Regions from separate parts of the Homo sapiens genome. Here region 2 is linked to region 1. The links are chromatin loops, found by intact Hi-C in ENCODE. Cell type or tissue: breast epithelium. All regions are shown on one strand. Links, peaks and the distances in the headings refer to the core of each region. The heading gives the core; the rest is flanking DNA.

What was found. A loop is a pair of places that touch in the nucleus more often than their neighbours do. Peaks named below come from ENCODE experiments on the same cell type or tissue, not always from the same donor. Only the 100,000 strongest peaks of a DNase experiment are listed, where the experiment ranks them.
Region 2: it touches region 1 in a loop (18-fold over the local background); 2 of 110 quality-filtered maps call a loop at or near these places.

Annotation. Positions count from the first base shown.
Region 1 is chr16:66,805,467-66,808,271 of GRCh38, forward strand. NAE1 (NEDD8 activating enzyme E1 subunit 1) reads right to left here. Exons shown (of 20, transcript NM_003905.4): 18 at 446-560; 19 at 311-360. Among named protein-coding and RNA genes, the nearest start is that of TERB1, 5.3 kb to the left of the region's middle. In breast epithelium, for the core only: no CTCF peak of the experiment used is centred there; no DNase peak of the experiment used is centred there.
Region 2 is chr16:66,751,036-66,753,840 of GRCh38, forward strand. DYNC1LI2 (dynein cytoplasmic 1 light intermediate chain 2) reads right to left here and starts at 574. Exons shown (of 13, transcript NM_006141.3): 1 at 450-574; 2 at 238-311. The coding sequence starts at 556. DYNC1LI2-DT (DYNC1LI2 divergent transcript) reads left to right here and starts at 717. Exons shown (of 2, transcript NR_133569.1): 1 at 717-1,865; 2 at 1,961-2,805. RefSeq lists a silencer at 202-1,001 and an enhancer at 215-930. In breast epithelium, for the core only: CTCF peaks have their summits at 973 and 1,172; DNase peaks (open chromatin) are centred at 321, 566 and 746; H3K4me3 peaks cover 1,391 bases; H3K27ac peaks cover 1,319 bases.

The DNA of each region.
Region 1 (2,805 bases), core at 128-2,627:
TGTCTCTACAAAAAATTGAAAAATTAGCCAGGCTTACTGGCACATGCCTGTAGTCCCAGCTATTCAGGAGGCGGAGGCGAGAGATCACTTGAGCCCAGGAGTTTGAGGTTGCAGCGAGCTATGATGGCATCAATACACTCCAACCTGGGCAAAACAGTGAGACTGCGTCTCAAAAAAAAAAAAAAGAAAGAAATATAACATCCTGCTTCACTGACCTCCCTAATTAAAATAGCTAGACGACAAAACTTTGTATTAAAATAGTAACTGTACTATGTAACAACAGGTGAGTCTTCTCATATATGGAACTCACCCCCCAAGAATGCAGCAATGGTATGTGGCTCAGCAGCTCCATATCGGCAACTAAAGGAGACCACAGAGACATGAATTTTGATTAGCCTTATGACAGGTGTGGAATCATCTCCTAGATACCCTAAAAAATACTCACAATTCGTGGACATAATCATCTTTCACCATTACAGATAAACCATATTCCTGAAGGAAGCCAGTGAGACAAGACTTCAACTTTCCTATATCTTCTTCAACTTGATAGTTAGATACTCCTAAAAATAAAAGTTAGTTTTCATTAAAATAAATGTGATTCAAAATTAATGGCCAACTCCTTTATTTAATCTAGTTTCAGATGTTCTAGTCAAAATATGTATGAAACTGAAGAACAAAAATAACAAAGTATGAGACCAATATTTGCACATATCACAAACCTATAATCAGAGACCAACTAAAACCTAGTAAAAATTTGAATTTAATTAAATCTTTATTAATTGCATCATATTCACTGTCTAGAAAAGCATCTGGCACATAGTGCTTAATAATTATTTGATAGAAGAACTTAATGAATGAGAAAGTAATGTCCTACTTATACCCTTTATAAAAGTTATTCTCCAATTCTAAAAGACTAAATGATAAATGACACTGAGGACATAAAGCTATTAATAATAGGTAACTTTTTTTTTTTCTTTTGAGAGAGAGTCTTGCTGTTACCTAGGCTGGAGTGCAGTGGTGCAGTCTCGGCTCACCGCAACCTCTGCCTGCCGGGTTCAAATGATTCTCATGCCTCAGCCTCCCAAGAAACTGAGACTACAGGAGTGCGCCACCACACACAGCTAATTTTTTCTATTTTTAGTTTCAGTGTTGGCTAGGCTGGTCTCGAACTCCTGGCCTCAAGTGATCCACCCGCCTTGGCCTCCCAAAGTGCTGGGATTACAGGTGTGAGCCACCATGCCTGGCCAATAATAGGTCACATTTATTGAGCATTAATAGATGCTGGACACTGTTCTAAGGACCTTATATCTATATTAATTGATTGAATCCTCAAAACAGTCCTATGAAGTATGTATAGTTATCTCCATTTATAGAAGAGAAAACTAAAGCACAGAGAGATTAAGTTACTTAGCTCATAAGTGATGCTGTATGACTTCCAAAGCTAGGTCATAAAAAGCCCTGTACCTTCCACTTGGGTTTTTTGGAATGTTAACTGCAGAAGCCAACTGACATGCCAAAAGGAAGTCCAAGCTAGCCACGTGAAGAGATACCTGACCAGCCGCCAGCTATTCCCACTGTTCTGACTAAGGTGCTAGTTACATGAGTAAAAATGTCTTCTTGCATGTCTAACTCAGTCAGTCAAGCCTTCAGAATGACTCCACCCCCAGGCTCAAGCAACTGCATGCCTCCCCAAGGAGAACTGCCTGAGACCAGGCAACCCACAAAATCACGACACTATTTATTGTTTTAAACCACTAAGTTTTGAAGTGGTTTGTTATGCAACAGATAACTGAAATAAATACTAATCAAATAATACAAATAAAGCAATACATATTTGGTGTTTATTCTTTTTTTTTCTTCTAGTAAGCTTGCTTGTTAGGACTATAAACTCTGGGCAGCGCAGTGGCTCATGCGTGTAATCCCTGCACTTTGGGAGGCCAACACAGGAGGATCACTTGAGGTCAGGAGTTCGAGACCAGCCTGGCCAACACGGAGAAACCCTGTTTCTACTAAAAATACAAAAATTAGCTGGGCGAGGTGGCGGGCGCCTATAGTCCCAGCTACTCGGGAGGCTGAGGCAGGAAAACTGCTTAAACCCAGGAGGCGGAGGTTGCAGTGAGCTGAGATCACGCCACTGCACTCCAGCCTGGGCGACAGAGCGAGACTCCGTCTCAAAAGAAAAAAAAAAAAGACTATAAACTCTGGAGACACACTGTATCAGATGGAGCAGCAGGTTTTATGATACCCCTAGAATGTGTTGCTATGCAATAATCCTGCACAATTAAAATTATCATCCCAAAGAAAAATATTCTGAGCAACCTCAGATCTTTGAGATTATGCCAATTCTCCAATGACTACATTTGCTGAAGATAAAAAGTAGATAACTAAACAAAGAAATTCCTACATCTTCAGAGTTATTGAGTTCAGAAATTAGTAGCATACTTTTTTTTTTTTTTGAGACAGTCTCACCACAGTCACCCAGGCTGGAGTTTAGTGGCACAATCACAACTCACTGTAGCCCCAACTTCCCAGGCTCAGGTGATCCTCCCGAGTAGCTGAGTCTACAAGTGCACACCACCATGTCTGGCTAATTTTTTGTATCTTCAGTAGAGATGGGGTTCCACCATGTTGCCCACGCTGGTCTCCAACTCCTGGGCTCAAGCAATCTGCCTGAATCAGTCTCCCAAAGTGCTGGCATTACAGACGTGAGCCACCGTACTATGCCTGGCCAGCATATTTCTTGTGGCTTTCCTATTCCACTAAATTAAACTCAGTGTGAGTCTTAGTAACAAACTATGGAAAATG
Region 2 (2,805 bases), core at 1-2,500, 55 kb before region 1:
GACTGAAACAATATGCCGACAACCCCAAAGCACCACTACGCTCTCCAAAGAGGGCAGCATCCCACCCTCAGGCGCTGGAGGCTTGACCACTCTCCAGCTGACCGGCCAGGGCCGACGGTCCCTTTCCCGCCAGGCTGCGGGCAGGCGGCTGGAACGGGGAAGGCGGGGACCTGAGGGAGGGGCGCCCGCCTCGCCCACCCCAGCGACCTGGGGCAACGCCCCGCCGCCGGCGCTCACCGAAGACCAGGATGTTCTTGCCGGACGGCAGCTTGGACCTGGCGCGGGTGGACACTTCGCTCAGAATGGAGGACCTGTGGCGACAATGGCAAGAGTGGTCAGCCCCGGGCCGGGCTGGGATGGCCCGGCTCGCGTCGGCCCCTCAGTGTGTCCGACGGTCCGGCCCAGAGGCCGCGCCCCCCACGGCCCGGCCCGACCGCCCGCGGCCTCACCATAGGCTCTGGCCTTCCTCCTCCTCACTGGTCAGGTCGCCGGCGGCCGCCACCGCGGGCCCGTTGGGACCTAGCAGCAGCTTCTTCTCCACCCCCACCGGCGCCATCTTGCCAACTGCAGCCACAAAGAGGGCCCTCCCCCGGGCCCGCCGAGGACCCGCGAGGACCCGGGCCGGGCCGCCCCCCGCTCGCCGTCCCTCGCGCCGCGCCGCCCGCCGACCTTGCCGCGGCGACTGCGCCGCCCAACGTGTCCTCTAGGTCTGCGATGGCCACGGGCTCCCACGGGTTGCGAGGCCGCCGAGGTGGCGGGCGGCGGTCAGGCAGCCGCCGGGGCAGCCATGCGCGGGGAGGCGGTGGCAGGGGCGGGCACCGTCCGGACCGAGGGCGCGCTGGCGGCCTCTGCCGGCTGAGGGGCGCAGCGCAGCACCCCGCCACGCTCGCCGATTCCCCTGCGCCGTCGCGGGTCGGGCAGCCGGATGACCGACCCGAAAGCCTAGGCTTTGGGAATGAGACTGATGGACACAAAAGCGCCATTTATCTAGAGCTCACCATGTGCCAGAGTCACACATTATCTCACTGAATCTTATCTAACCCTTTCACAGATGAGGAACCTGAAGCTCAAAAAATTTAAGAAACCCACCCAAGGACCCAAGGCTAGAAGATAACATTCGGTACTTCTAATTTATTCCCCAACCTTGGACCATTATATCATGAACTTGGCCTAACCCTACTCAAGCCCTGCATTGAAAGACTAGCCTTAAGGAAGACCCCAGAATCCTCATAAATATCCTGCATTTCCCCCTCCTCCTCCGAAGACTAAAGACTGTGAAGTAGTGCTCTTGACCGCAGTGCATAATACACTTGGCTTTGCTTTATTAACATGCTTTTTAAAATGATGTTTTCAGGGAGCCAGCATTTCACACCAGAAGAGGAGCCCTTAATTTCCTTGGGGGCCAGCTGGCAGGTGCAGAGCGGGGAGAAAAATAAAAGGAAAGGGGATGGAAAAGGGAAAGAGCGGAGAGTAACCGAAGGAAAAACATACATTCCATTATCAAGCTTAATTTTAGGTGTGGCCTCTACTTGAGGGCTCTTGCCATTCTCTATGGAAACAGGCTAACAAGACATTTCTAAATATCACAAGGAAGTGGAATGTGGCAGAAAAGCACCACCTAAGTAGGTTTCAGATGAGTAGGATTGTGATCCTGATGCCAAAAAATCTGGCGGCATGAATTACGGGATAAAACAAATGGGCATATCATCTGCCAAACTGGATGTAAGGTTTAAACAAGACGAGAGTGAAAACCCACTGAGTTCCTCCCTTGGAAATCTGGGAAAATCAGGCAAAGTGCCAGAAGTCCTAAAAGGGCAAGCAGTGCTGAATTTTCACAGGACAGAAGATGGAGATGAAAATTACAGGCCAGTGAGCTTAATCAGCACTAAGTGAAATTTTGTGATTAAACACTAAAGGAAAAGAGAATACCAGATTTACACAGTATCTTTCTTTTTTGCAGGAGTACCAGGTAGGCGGATGCTGCAGATACAGCAAATGCAGATTTCAACAGGGCATTTGACAATTCACATCTTAGATGCGAAAGTGAAATCAATGCTGGATGATAGCACTGAGGCTTATTAAAGACTAGCCCAGAGGTGGCTGATGAAGAGGAGGGACCAGCAGATGAGGCTGCTAGGGGCCTGCCCAAACCTCCTGCCCTGGCCAGCCAATTCAGGGTGCCATCAGTGACTTGGATAAGAATACAGCAGCAGTCATGGAAGTTGTGGATGACCTGAAGCAGGAAGGGTTGCCTTATCTACTGCATGACAAACTGAGCAGAGACTAAATCTAACAAGTTGAAATTTAGCAGGAACTATTAAAGTCCTGTGGAAGAGTTTAACAAAAAAGCATAGGAAGGCCAGGTACGGTGGCTCACACCTGTAATCCCGGCACTTTGGGAGGCCGAGGCTGGCGGATCACTTGAGGTCAGGAGTTCCAGACCAGCCTGTCCAACATGGCCAAACCCCGTCTCTACTAAAAATACAAAAAAAAAAAAAAAAAATTAGCCAGGAATGGTGGCATCCGCCTGTAATCCCAGCTGCCTGGGAGGCTGAAGCACGATAATTGCTTGAACCCAGGAGACAGAGGCTGCAGGGAGTTGAGATCACACCACTGCACTCTAGCCTGGGCGACAGAGTAAGACTGTCAAATAAAGTAAAATTTAATTTAAAAATGCATAGGAATAGGATAGGAAATTATTTGAAATAAAAATGATAATCTAAACGTCATTACTGTATTAACTATAATCTAAGAGTTGGTCATGTAGAATGCCAAGAAACATCTTAGGGTAGAACCCATAAAACC